3 separate regions of the Homo sapiens genome follow, and all the other regions are linked to region 2. Evidence: chromatin contacts called from ENCODE Hi-C data. All regions are on one chromosome and are shown on one strand. The core of a region is the stretch at or near the end of the contact, and the rest is flanking DNA. Distances in the headings are between cores, read along the strand shown.

Region 1 (4,007 bases), core at 129-2,628, 1.4 Mb after region 2:
CTATTAACTAGCCTTGTAGAAAAGTAATTTGATCTTTTAAATACAGATCAACTATATATAGTTCAACATAACCAGATGAGTTATTGCACTTTTTATTTGCTAAGAAAATATTTTCAGCTTTTACCTACTCCACATTTGAGAAGTTTTTGATATACATAAACAATAGTTTACTATACTTTTTGCTGCAATCTATTTTGTCAATTCAAAGGTTCAACAAAGGAAAAGAGACAGTTATACAAAGGCAAAACTACATGCATACCCAAAGCAAAATTACATATGAAGTAATTTACCAAGTTTTAATAGTAAATGTTATTAGAAATAATATGGGCAATCTTCTGATCATATATTTAACTTCAATCTTAAGTGGGAATTAGTACGCAGAGAAAAGAGAACTATTTTATCCTTATCCTAACACGAGGGATATAAAATATTTTTAATTCAAATCAACATTAATTAGTGATATATGGAGAACACAGCACCATCTTTGCACAAATCAAGTTTTAGACCCTTGGAAATAATATTTATCTTAGAGCTTTAAAACATTTAACAGGACTGCCAATGAATTAAAAGTTTAAAAGACGCAAATGAGCAAATCAAAACAACTTGCTACTGACCTTGTTCAAGTCTGAAGAGGGTCTTTTCCAGTTTCTCCATTTCGTTCAGAAGTAAAATTCGAATCTGTTTACTGTGTCCCATTTTGGCTTCTAGAGGATTTGAAATCTTTCATAAGAATTAAAAGAACTCCACAGTCGAATGAGTTACCCCTATGAAACAAAAAGGAGTTAAAATATCGAAAATAACTATTGCCTTAAACTCTCCAGAGCTGACAGCGGCACTTACATGTTCGAAGTGTGTTTTATGCCTAGCAGAGCAATGAAAGAGAATGAATCTTATAACTATTAAGATTCGAGAAGGCAAATTAATAGTTGTTTCCTGCCTTTGAGCACAACGAATAAGACCGAAATAAAAATGCTGTATTACAGATTCTTACAATTAAAAAATTAAAAACCTAGACCATTCTCAGAGAAAAGCAATACACTTAGGAAAGCCTGAAGTCAGGGGGACATTCCCAGCCCCAAGCCACAGGGCTCTGGAGACTCCGAATGGCACTTCTGCTTACAAGAGATTAGTCTGCTCAAAGATAACAGGTGGGCAATCTCCCCATTCCCAAATTCGGGTCGCCAGCCACCAATGGGGAGATGAGAACAGAGGGAAGCAGTTGTTGCCTCTGGAATAGCTGCCGTAGACAGAAGATGTACAGAGCGAGCTATAGATAGAAAGAATGCGTTTCCCCGCGAGGCCAGCGGCATTCCTAGCACTTACGCCGAGGGAGTTATACGTGCGGCTTCTGGGGCACTGCAGGACCCGCGACTCTGGTGCTACGGTCGGGGGGAGGGGACGGGGAGAAACAGAAGGGGAAGGGCTGGCTGCCCAGCCTCGCACAGAAGCCGCAGCCCAAGGAGGGCCGGGCGCCGTGAAGGGCAAAGGGAGGGGCGGCGAGCGACCGGGGCAGCGCCGAGGCAGCTGGGTGAGAAGCAGGCAGAGTCTCAGCGACTTCGCCTCGCGCGGGTTCCTGGGCGCACCCGGTACCCAACCTGGCCGTGCGCGCACTCGCCCCAGGTGGGAGCGGACCGTACCTCTGGCCCACTTCCGGGAGGCTCGACCCGCCCGCCCCGACCGCTAGTCTCGCGAGAGCGTGGGCACCGCACCGTCTCAGTCGGCTCCGGGCCGGGGGACCTGGAGCCTGCTGCGGCTGAGGCCGGGAGCGGCGCTTTCTCCTTGCCCTGGGGAAGGTGCACCGGCCAAGGCGCGGCCTTCCTTTAACAGCCTGCGAGCTCACAGTTGCACATTAAAATCCCGCGGTACCGGCTGCGAGCTAGGTTGAGCTGCACAGTAGGATCTTTTGCTGGGAAGGGCTGAATGGTGAGGGGCAAACGACCTGGCTTCTGGTGTCTTTTGTGCCACCACGTGTTTTGTTTCTTTGTTTTGATAATTTTTACTTGGCCTAAGTTCTCAGAGTCCTGATTTCTAAGTGTCTAAAATAAGGGGCCTGGCTACAGCCTTGACATTCCAGCCAACACGTGTCCATCACTTCTAGTGCTAACAGACAGGACACATGTTCCTGAATGCAGACCCAGTAGGTAAGGTGTGGCCAGTCTGCAAACCATCGAGAGTGCAAACACCACTGATACTTAACGGTGTCCGGGTGTACCTCATGTACACTAGATAGACCCGGAGATCGTCTGAGATTAAGCTGCACTTATGTTAGGCCAGTAACTCAGAACTTTTTGCAGATGCTTAAGGAGATTTAATGCCTGAGGGTAAAGGAAAACCCATCTTCCAGGGCTTTTGGAGGGCTCCTAATGGTTATGAGAAAATGGACAGAAGATTTGGTTAACTAAGACTTGTGGCGTGTGGAGAAGATTCTTGCATTCTTTATTGTGGAATGACTGTAGGTCCAAAGAGGATATAAGTTAAAAAAAAAAACCCCATACTGAAGTATTTGTTTATTTCTGTAGATTTCTGAGAATGGCTAGTTGCAAATGGTCCGTAACTGACTTTGGGAACCCACAGCTCATTTTCTGGCCCCTACTATTTGCCAGGCACATAAGGTGCTGGGAATGCAGCAATAAAACAGTCACTGCCCTCAAGGAACTCCTACATTTTATTGGTGGGAGACAGATAAATTAAATAAATTATACAGGATATAATATATCCTATATAATAAGAAGGATATGTTATATCCTATATATAATAGGAAGGGGGAAGTGTGGAAGAGTAAGCAGAGAGAGGTTTGCATTTCTAAATATAACGTTCAGTAAAGTGATGCCAAACTGCGAGAAAGAAGAAGTCTAAGGTAGAGGGTTACATGTAGAGGTATAGGAAGTACAAAGGCCATGAGGCAGGAGCATACTTGGTGAACCGAAGAAGATCACCATAGCTGAGTGAAGAAGAGAGTGGTAAGAGATTAGGACAGACAGATGGGGCAGGAGAAGGGATCAGGAGCACAGACGGGTGACCAGATCTTTTAAGGCTTTGTAGGCCATTGCAAGGACTTGGGCTTTTAAACTTTGGAAAAAAAGCCATGGAGATTTTGAACAGAGGAGTGACATAATCTGATTGACCTTTTAAAAGGATCGCTCCGCAACTTTATGGGAAATAGTTGAATAAACTGTAGAGTGTAGCAAGGAAGGAAGCAAGGAGACCAGTTAGAAAGCTATTTTAGTTATTCAAGCAAGAGAAAGTGACTTGTGTGTGTTTTCTCTGTGTCGGGGGGTTGGGGGTGATGGGGGGGAGGTGGTATAGCAGGTGGTGTAGTTGCTGAATTCTGGACTATTTTGAAGATAGAACCTACAGGATTGGTGGAGAAAGGAGTCAAGGATGACTCCAAGGTTTTTGGCCTGAATGAGCAGAAAGCACTGTCCAATAGAAATATTAAGTGCCACATAGGTCATTTAAAATTTTCAAGTAGCCACATTAAAAAAACTTTTTTAAATACAAAAATTAGCCAGGCATGGTGGCACATGCCTGTAGTCCCAACTACTGTGGAGGCTGAGGCAGGAGAATCGCTTCAACCTGGGAGGTGGAAGTTGCAGTGAACCCAGATCATGTCACTGCACTTCAGCCTGGGTGACAGAGCGAGACTGTCTCAAAAAAAAAAAAAAAAAAAAAAGAAAAGAAAAGAAAGTTTTGAAAAAGGTAATATTAATTTTAGCAATATAATTTACTTAATATATCCAAGGCATCATTTCAACATATAACCAATAGAAAAAGTTACTTTATTTTATTTTACTTTTTGAGACAGGGTCTCATTGTCACCCAGGCTGAAGTGCAGTGGTGCAATCATGGCTCACTGCAGCCTCAACCTCCTCCCTCAGCCTTCCTCATCCATTCCCAGTAGCTGGGACTACCAAATGCATTACATTTGGTAAAAGTATTATTTCACAAAACTTCTATTTCTGTTACTTATGTTTTGGTGTACTGAGTCATGTATTCTTACTGGAAGG
Region 2 (4,100 bases), core at 1,318-3,817:
GCACCATGCCCAGCTAAAATAGGCGAGAATTTATCAGAGAAGTATTCCTGGAAGAAGCTGATTTTGAAACAATCCTGGAACCAATGGAAAGAGAAAGAAACTTTCCAATAAAGAGGGGACAATTTAGGGAAAATTGTTACATTATAGGGAAAATAGGGGGAGGGCACTAAGGCAGGAAATAGTGAGTCATAGATGGGGGAGGAGTTAGAAGGTTACAATGTGGGGTACCACAGTCATCAGGGGGATTCTTCACCACCGCAGAAAGGCAAGTCTGTGGTGCGTGGACTCGCCTGGAAATCAGAGCACACCAAATATGACTCAAGACCAGGTTAGATTCTGGGAAGATAAATAGGGCAATGAAATGTTCTCATGCAGCATTAGTAAAATAAGACCCACAGCAAAAAAAGAAAAGAAGACCAAATACCACAATGAAAAGTCCTGAGCATGGCATTGGGTGCTCCCTTCCAACTGAAGCATAAAATTTCAACCACATTGCTTTCCCAGAGCCACTGCAACCACTGGGTTCATCAAATCCAATTCCTCCTTTTGGTGGTCAAAAAATTGAAACCACAGAGATGCACTGACGTAGAGAAACCTGAGGCCATCTGTCCCAATTTTCTGAGATGCTGCTAGACTTTGTAGCACTTTTTTCTGCTGCAGGAGCTCAAAGCCCTTTTGAAAATACATTAATATCACAGAGGATATGCTTCTAGCAACAGGAAGGGCCTTTAACAAAGAAAAGGCACACTGTCCCCCTTCAAAGTATTTTACTGGGAGGTTATATACTTAGTCCCAGCTGCTAGTGCTTAGGGATATATCGTTTCTTTAACTTTTTTTTTTTTTTTTTTTTTTTTTTGAGACAGTGTCTTCCAGGCTGGAGTGAAGTGGTATGATCTCAGCTCACTGCAACCTCCACCCCCCCATGGCTCAAGCAAACCTCCCACCTCAGCTTGCCGAAGTGCTGGGATTACAGGTGTGAGCCATCACGCCTGACACATTTTTTCTTTATTCCTAAAATTCATTGAATCTTTATCCTTTAAGATGAATGATTGTGTGAAATAGCTTAAAGTCCTTTGTTCCTAATTACAGTGATTAAAGTAGTGATCAGACACGGTATAATACCATTTTTAAATAATAAACTAAATAAACTGGACATGGTGGCTTATGCCTATAATCCCAACACTTTGGGAGGTCAAGGTGGGAGTATCGCTTGAGGCCAGGAGCTCAAGACCAGCCTGGGCAACACAGCAAGACCTTGTATCTAGAAACAAACTTTAAAAATTAGCCCAGTAGGCCGGGTGCGGTGGCTCACTGCTGTAATCCCAGCACTCTGAGAGGCTGAGGTGGGCAGATCACCTGAGGCCAGGAGTTCGAGACCAGCCTGGCCAACATAGTGAAACCCCCTCTCTACTAAAAATACAAAAATTAGCTGAGTGTGGTGATGGGCGGCTGTAATCCCAGCTACTTGGGATTACAATTGTCCTGCTGAGGCAGGAGAATTGCTTGAATCCAGGAGGTGGAGGTTGTGGTGAACAGAGATGGTGCCACTGCACTCCATCCTAGGCAACAGAACAAGACTCCATTGAAAACAAACAAACAAACAAAAAACAAACAACAAAACAAACAAAAACAAACAAACAAAAAACCATAGCCCAGTATGGTGACATGTGCCTGTGGTCCCAACTACTTAGGAGGCTGAGGCAGGCAGATCCCTAGAGCCCAGGAGGTTGAGGCTACAGTGAGCTATAATTGTGCCATCCAGCCTGGGTGACAGAGTGATAAATAAACTAAATAGGTAAACTCAATAAACACATAAACTAAATAAATTGATTTCCTCACTTGGTTCCTTATGGAGGCTCTTCATAGACAGCTGTCAACCTCTTACTGTGTTGGACACTGAAAGAGGAATGGATGGTTTCCATGGTCCCTGCTGTCAAGAAGCGTACATTAGAAGGGAATACTTACTCAAGCAAACATGCTTCATTACCAGCAAAAGTGAAATACTATGACATGTGAGAAGAAAGCAAGCCATCTTTTTGATTTGAAGAATAAGGAAAAGCATCATAGGAAAAGTAGCATCTTAGTTGGCCGTTGGAGGAAAAACAGAATTTTAATAAGGAAAGAAAGGCATAAAAAGAGCAATCCAAGCTGAATAAGAATAACAAAGTCATGGAGATGTGAAAGTGCAGGGTAAGTTCAGGAAATAGGAAACTGCTGTGTGGTTAAAGCAATGGGCACGTGGGAGATGGTGGTGGAAGATGCAACCCGATCAGGCAGGAGCACAAACATCAGACTCTGGATTGCATCAGACCCAGGAGAGTGTTTTCAGTCAGATTTTCAACAATGACAGCCTTGTTAGAATAAGTGGGTGGCTTCCCCTGATAACTACTTTGAAGGACAACATTCACTGAGGTGCTTAAGTTCTAGGACTGCTTAAAACCAAATCAGGTCCCATTGCTTGATAATTACAGCTGATAAAATCATGTCTCTGTACAGGAAAATTTAGCACCAATTAGTTAAATCATCAGGCTTCAGAGCAGAGTCATCAGCAAAGCCACAAAGGAGGAAGAGGCTTAGTCCTGCTGGGCAGTCTGGCAAATGAAGTTACTAAGTATAAACATAAAGTCTTCCAGGCACTCCCCTTGGGAAAATCTGTTTCTCGCTTGGGGGAACTGGAGAGGTCTCTCCTAGGATCAGGAGTTACAGGGGATGAGGATGGTGGGGGTAGGGGTGCATGGACTGAGTTTGGGAAGGACCTAGCATCGTGGAGTGCTCAGGTGCAAAGGAGAGAAATCAGGAAAGAAGCCCAGTTTATCTCTAGCACCAAGGTAAGATGGAAATGGTGGGGGCACTGAAGGAAGATTGCAACTTGTTCAGCCTCTGGGTGCCCAACATGCATACCAAAGCCTCAAGATAGAGCACCCATGACAGCACAACTAATTCCAAATGCTACAAGCTTGTGGTTCAAGGCTACCAATAAAATACCCTTAGTCCCACCCACAAAGTTTCTAATTTAGTGAGCTAAATTAGACCTGAGATGGGCTGAGAATTTGATTTTCTAAGAACTTCTGAGGTGGTGCTGATGCTGCTAGTCTAAGAACCTCCGACCTAGAACTTATGAACCACAGCCCTCAGGTGACATGTTTAGTAGCTGAATCTGAGAGAAACTGCAAAGGGTAGGAGTTGACAGTTTCCAGCTCAGACTACCTGAGGGGGATCTGTATGCTCCAGAGACTGATAAACATCAAAACAAGCAACAATCCAAGACAGATAGTGATCATGCAATAAAAAGAAGGCAGAAAGGGAAGGTTAAAGGAAGGAAGCAGAGAAGGAATCTGGGCCATTTGCCTGGAGACAACCACCCAGTAGAGCAGAAAGGAGCTGCATCACTAGCCAGTCACTCGGAAGCTACAGCTCTGTTGTCACCTGGCTGCATCTAGAATCATCTACGGAGCTTTCCAAAAATGCCAGGTGCTAAGCCTCACCCCCCCAAACAAATTAAATCAGAATCCTACAGATGGGGCTCTGACTGTGGGAGTTTCTGAAAGCTCCCAGATGATTCAAACGTGCAATTAGGGTTGAGAGTCGCTGTTCTAAGGGAAATTTGATCCTGTTTAAAGAAAGAAAGAAAGAAAAAATCCAATAGAGAAATCTGTGGAAGAAGCAGTCTATCTCTACTTAACTTAAAATGTAACAAGATTTCTAAAGTGATTGCTCCTCACCTTCTTACTCTATCCTTCCCAAACCTTCAAATTCGTTTACAGCTGTGGATACATCCAGCACTGTGCCTGAGCAGTTTCTTTCTTATTTATTTATTTATTTATTTATTTATTTATTTATTTATTTATTTTAAAATAAAGATGAGGTCTTGCTATGTTGCCCAGGCTGGCCTCAAACTCCTAGGCCAAGCGAACCTCTTGCCTCAGTCTTCCAAGTACTGGAATTACAGGTGTGAGCCATTGTTCTCAGCCTATGGAGCAGCTTCTGTGCTGTTGTGCTCCCCCATGCTTTGCTTACTGTGGATCATGATTACGGATTATGGTTAACAGCAGTCAAACAAGCCTTGTAGCTGAAAATATTGAAAGAGGCCTTCTCCTAGG
Region 3 (4,257 bases), core at 1,057-3,556, 1.2 Mb after region 2:
TTTATTAGTTGAATTTAGAAACAGGAATTCTCAATCTTGGCACTATTGACGTTTTGGGCAGGTAATTCTTTTGAGGGGGTGAGTGCAGGGGGCTGTCCTGTGATTTGTAGGAGGTTTAGCAGCATTTCTGGTCTCTATCCATTAGATGTCAGTGATACTCCTCAGTTTGACAACCAAAATGTCTTCATTTTGCCAAGTGTTCACTGGAGGCAAAATCAGTCCCAGTCGAGAACCACTGGGTAAAAATGAGTGGTGTCATCACAGCTATATATGACACTTAGAAAAAAAGATGGAAACACAACATCCAGTTACATCATAAATTACAGATTCAGGAGGATAGCCACAATTTAAAACGAGATAGTAGTCAATAAAAGTGTTTCCACTTGATGTTTTGCGGTCTCTCTTCAAGTGTCTAATGACAATATGTCGTTCCTCTATAGGAATACTAATCAGCTTGTAAGGATTTATTCATATTCTACTATCATCACTATTTGTTTTCACCTTCCATATATCTGGATAAGGTGGAGTCTAAATCCTTCTCCTATCATAACTCTCATTCTTCAACAAGGGATGTTTGCCAGTCCCCTCAAAACCAGTCAATAGACTATGGGCATAATTCAGAGTTCCCACAACAAATCACGTCTCCCATATTCCAAAACAAGAATGTCCTTGTTTCAGTATGCTTCACTTTTGGTAAATGCCAGTCAAAACAAAATAGGAAGTAGACTACAACTATGATGGAGAGTGGCAGATGAAGGGGGTCAGGGGACTGATCTGCACTGGATATTGTCTAGAAGAATAAATTCCTTAAGAAATAAAATAATGCAAATAATACTGAACATTCAGAAGCATGAAATCTGATGCTGATCGCTTTGGTTTATTCTTTATAGTTCTGTGGAACTATAAGGACATGCTCTCTTCCTATGAGCATTTTGCTCCTCTGGTTTTTATTTTCCCATCTCATATATATCCTAAAGTAATATACATATATACAAATATAAAGTGTTTGATAGTACATTTATATGCATAATTATCAAACAAAATTGTATGCTTTGTTCTCAATTGTAAAAGGTCAATTCGTATATATTTAAAAATCTTTCCTTCCCATTCCAGCAAAGTTGCATTCTTAAAAACTGTAAGTCGAAAAAAATTTTTTTTTCTTTTTTGAGATTCAGTCTGGCTGTCACCCAGGCTGGAATGCAGTGGTGTGATCTTGGATTATTGCCACCTCCACCTCCTGGGTTCAAGCGATTCTCCTGCCTCAGCCTCCCGAGTAGCTGGGGTTACAGGCTCGCACCACCACGATTTTCTTAATTTTAGTAGCTCGCGCCACGGCTGATTTTCTTATTTTTAGTAGAGAGAGGGTTTCATCATGTTGGCCAGGCTGGTCTCGAGCTCCTGACCTCAAGTGATCCGCCCGCCTCGGCCTCCCAAAGTGCTGGGATTACAGGCGTGAGCCACCGCGCCGGGCCTCAAGTCTAAATTTTTAAAAGAAAGTTTCTTCCAACCGCATTCACGAGAAGTGCTTCTCTTTCATGAAATAACAATTAGAACACAACTAGTGAAACCTTTGGGACTTCAATCACTACTTTTTCTAAACTACCACTTTCCAGCAGGAAGACGGAGCGGTAGCTTGGGGTAAAAATTAAAACCTAGCATTACCATGAGTTAAGATCGAGATAAATAGATCAAAATAAATGGGTCACTGCTGGCGCTTTACTTAGAAAAATAAAAAATTTCTCATCACTAGAACTCATAATCGCTCCGCAAGGAGGGCAAAACTGGGTTTATTAAAGTGAAAGCTGGAGAATCCAGGGGACACAAGCAGAAAGCTGTCAAAGAGGGGAGGGGCCGGGTTCCAGCACCGACAGGACCAGGATACTTATTTCCGACTCTTGAGAGAGTAGGGCGATACCACACCTCCGCGGCTCCAGCGTGTTCACCACAAAATCTTTTCCCTGCGGCCACCACCATCCTGCAGAACCGTTTCTTCTTTTCCACATAGTAACCGCATCTACCCTCAGCTGGAAAACCAGGCGCGTGCGGCGACGTCGCGGAGGTCGCCATAATTCTAGGGCTCGCTTCCGGTGTCCAGCATCCGGCAACCAGAAGAAAAGTTAGAAGCTTCCTTCGGGTCTCCTTCCCTTAACAAACATGGCTGCCTCAGCCCCCGCGCCACACAGGTTAATACCCGGAACTACCACAACCGTCTTCCCTTTATCCTCCGCAGAACCGGAAGAATCCGATGGTGGCTGGCGAGGGCCAAGTCTCTTACGCCTTCCCCTCGTTTCTCCCTCCCCGCCTCCTCCGCAGAAGCCGAGCGCCAAACTCAAACTTTATCAGGACCCGGACCTCTCAGGCTAATCCCGAGGGCCGGGCCTGTTGGGCTTTTCTGCACACCAGCCGAGGCAGCGAGCCAACATGAGCCAAGTGCTGTTCCACCAACTAGTCCCGTTGCAGGTGAAATGCAAAGACTGTGAGGAGAGGTAAGGTCCGCGTCATCCAGTGCCCGCGGGTGGCGGTTGGGGTCAGGCCAATGGGGAAAGATGGCGGTTCTGGCCCGTGGGATCCACCTTGCACCTAGGTGTCGAGTCGGCCCCCCTAGGAAGCGGATAGGGAACCCAGAGGGCCCGGTGGTTACCTCTCTCACCAAGTCGGCCGTTGCAGAGGGGACTGGAGGAAGGGTGTGAGGAGTTAGGAAGCCGGCTCACATCAAGTTAATGTCAAAAACCCTACCTGTGCACGGAATCGTGAAGATTATAGCCCTACTCTTCCCTTTTGACAGATAAGAACTCTGGCCCAGAGAAGTTAAAAAAATTTACGTGAGGGCTCACAGCCAGTTCATGGCAGGGTCAGGACTAGAACTCAGGCCTTGGCTCCGAGCCTTTCCCCCTCGTTCTCTTTTGAAGTATGTTGGCAGTAAAGTTCAACTTTTAAAAACCTACCAATTTGGTGGCGTACTTTGGCTCTTCACATCAGTTGCTTTAAAAAAGTAAATTACATTTAACCGACTAAAAATGAGAAAAGCAGAAACGTCATTAATTCATTCAATAAATATTGCCTCCTTGTAAAACACCTTACTGGGCACTGGGAATACAGTGGTCAGGAAAAACAGTCCTTTTCTTCATGGAGTTTACAATCACTGGAGGAAATAAAGACCAGTCGCACAGAGAAGTGCAACTTTGATTAAGGAGGTGGTATTATTGGGGCGTAAATAGATTTGACCAGAGGTCAGGAGACTTACTTTTTTTTTCTCAGTTCTAACACTCAATGGTTGTCTCTTTTTTTCTCTGAACGTTCTTTCCTCATTTGTAAAACTGATATAACATGCGTATTCACGTGTTTGTAATGAGGATCAGGTGTGAAATCTTTTGCGTATTCACGTGTTTGTAATGAGGATCAGGTGTGAAATCGTATGTGAAAACTAAGTGGTGTACAAATGTAACATAAAAAATGAAGACATTGCCTTATTGAGTTGCCAGTAATGTCAAACTGTAGTATATATAGTTCAGAATTCGGTCAAAAATCAATGGCAAGCCGGTCAAGGAGATGGTCCCAAAACCAGCAGCTGCATATGGAGATCTGTAGGTTTAGTTGATCATTCTTTTAATGCTGTCCAGTATGGTAGCCACTAGCCACATGTGGTTATTAGACATTTGAAATGGGGCTTATCTGAATTGTTGTGCTTTACATATGAAAATGCACGTTGGATTTTTAAGACTTACTATGAAAAAAGAATGTAAAATATGTCAATTTTTATATTATGTGTTAAATGGCAATATTTTTGGGTATATTGGGTTAAATACAATGTATTATTAAAATTAATTTCACCTGCTTTTAAAAGTCTTTTTAAAATGTGACTTCTAGAAAATTTAAAAGTAGGCTAGGTATGGTGGCTCACACCCGTAGTCCCAGCACTTTAGGAGGCCAAGACAGGAGGATTGCTTGAGCCTAAGCTTGAGGTTACAGTGAGCTACTATTTGTGCCACTGTACTCCAGCCTGGGTGATAGAGCGAGATCCTGTCTCTGAAAAAAAAAAAAGAAAAAGAAAAAAATTAAAATTACATACCTGGCTCACATTTGTGGCTTACATTGTATCTCCATTGGACAACACTGTTTTAGAATGATTATAGAAAGATAAAGGAGGCCATGACTTTGGTTTCAATATGGAAACTCCTAGATGGTCTCTTTCTGGTTACATTGCCATCACAGTTAATCTAAAAACTCAATTTCTCTGCTTAGAAACCTTTAATATAT

The links. Hi-C counts contacts between places; a loop is a spot of excess contacts on that map. Pooled maps may share reads with other maps.
Region 1: a loop to region 2 is called in a pooled map, with 2.1 times the contacts of the local background. The contact joins the promoter of AGL here to the enhancer-like site in region 2. A Hi-C loop is called at or near these places in 4 of 50 pooled maps.
Region 3: a loop to region 2 is called in a pooled map, with 5 times the contacts of the local background. The contact joins the promoter of SASS6 here to the enhancer-like site in region 2. A Hi-C loop is called at or near these places in 7 of 50 pooled maps.

What each region holds. Positions count from the first base shown.
Region 1 is chr1:99,847,732-99,851,738 of GRCh38, reverse strand. AGL (amylo-alpha-1,6-glucosidase and 4-alpha-glucanotransferase) reads right to left here and starts at 1,378. Exons shown (of 34, transcript NM_000642.3): 1 at 1,324-1,378; 2 at 615-764. The coding sequence starts at 696. RefSeq lists enhancers at 284-1,257, 1,908-2,057, 1,258-2,232 and a silencer at 1,408-1,727.
Region 2 is chr1:101,290,043-101,294,142 of GRCh38, reverse strand. No RefSeq gene overlaps it. Among named protein-coding and RNA genes, the nearest start is that of LINC01307, 32 kb to the left of the region's middle. RefSeq lists enhancers at 159-228, 369-458. Within about 2 kb of position 2,567, at least 3 of the 41 ENCODE cell types and tissues checked have a DNase peak (open chromatin) inside an H3K27ac peak, as active enhancers do.
Region 3 is chr1:100,130,979-100,135,235 of GRCh38, reverse strand. SASS6 (SAS-6 centriolar assembly protein) reads left to right here and starts at 2,306. Exons shown (of 17, transcript NM_194292.3): 1 at 2,306-2,486. The coding sequence starts at 2,422. TRMT13 (tRNA methyltransferase 13) reads right to left here and starts at 2,073. Exons shown (of 11, transcript NM_019083.3): 1 at 1,921-2,073. The coding sequence starts at 2,067. RefSeq lists silencers at 89-383, 2,521-2,684 and enhancers at 1,859-2,388, 2,399-2,518, 1,923-2,525.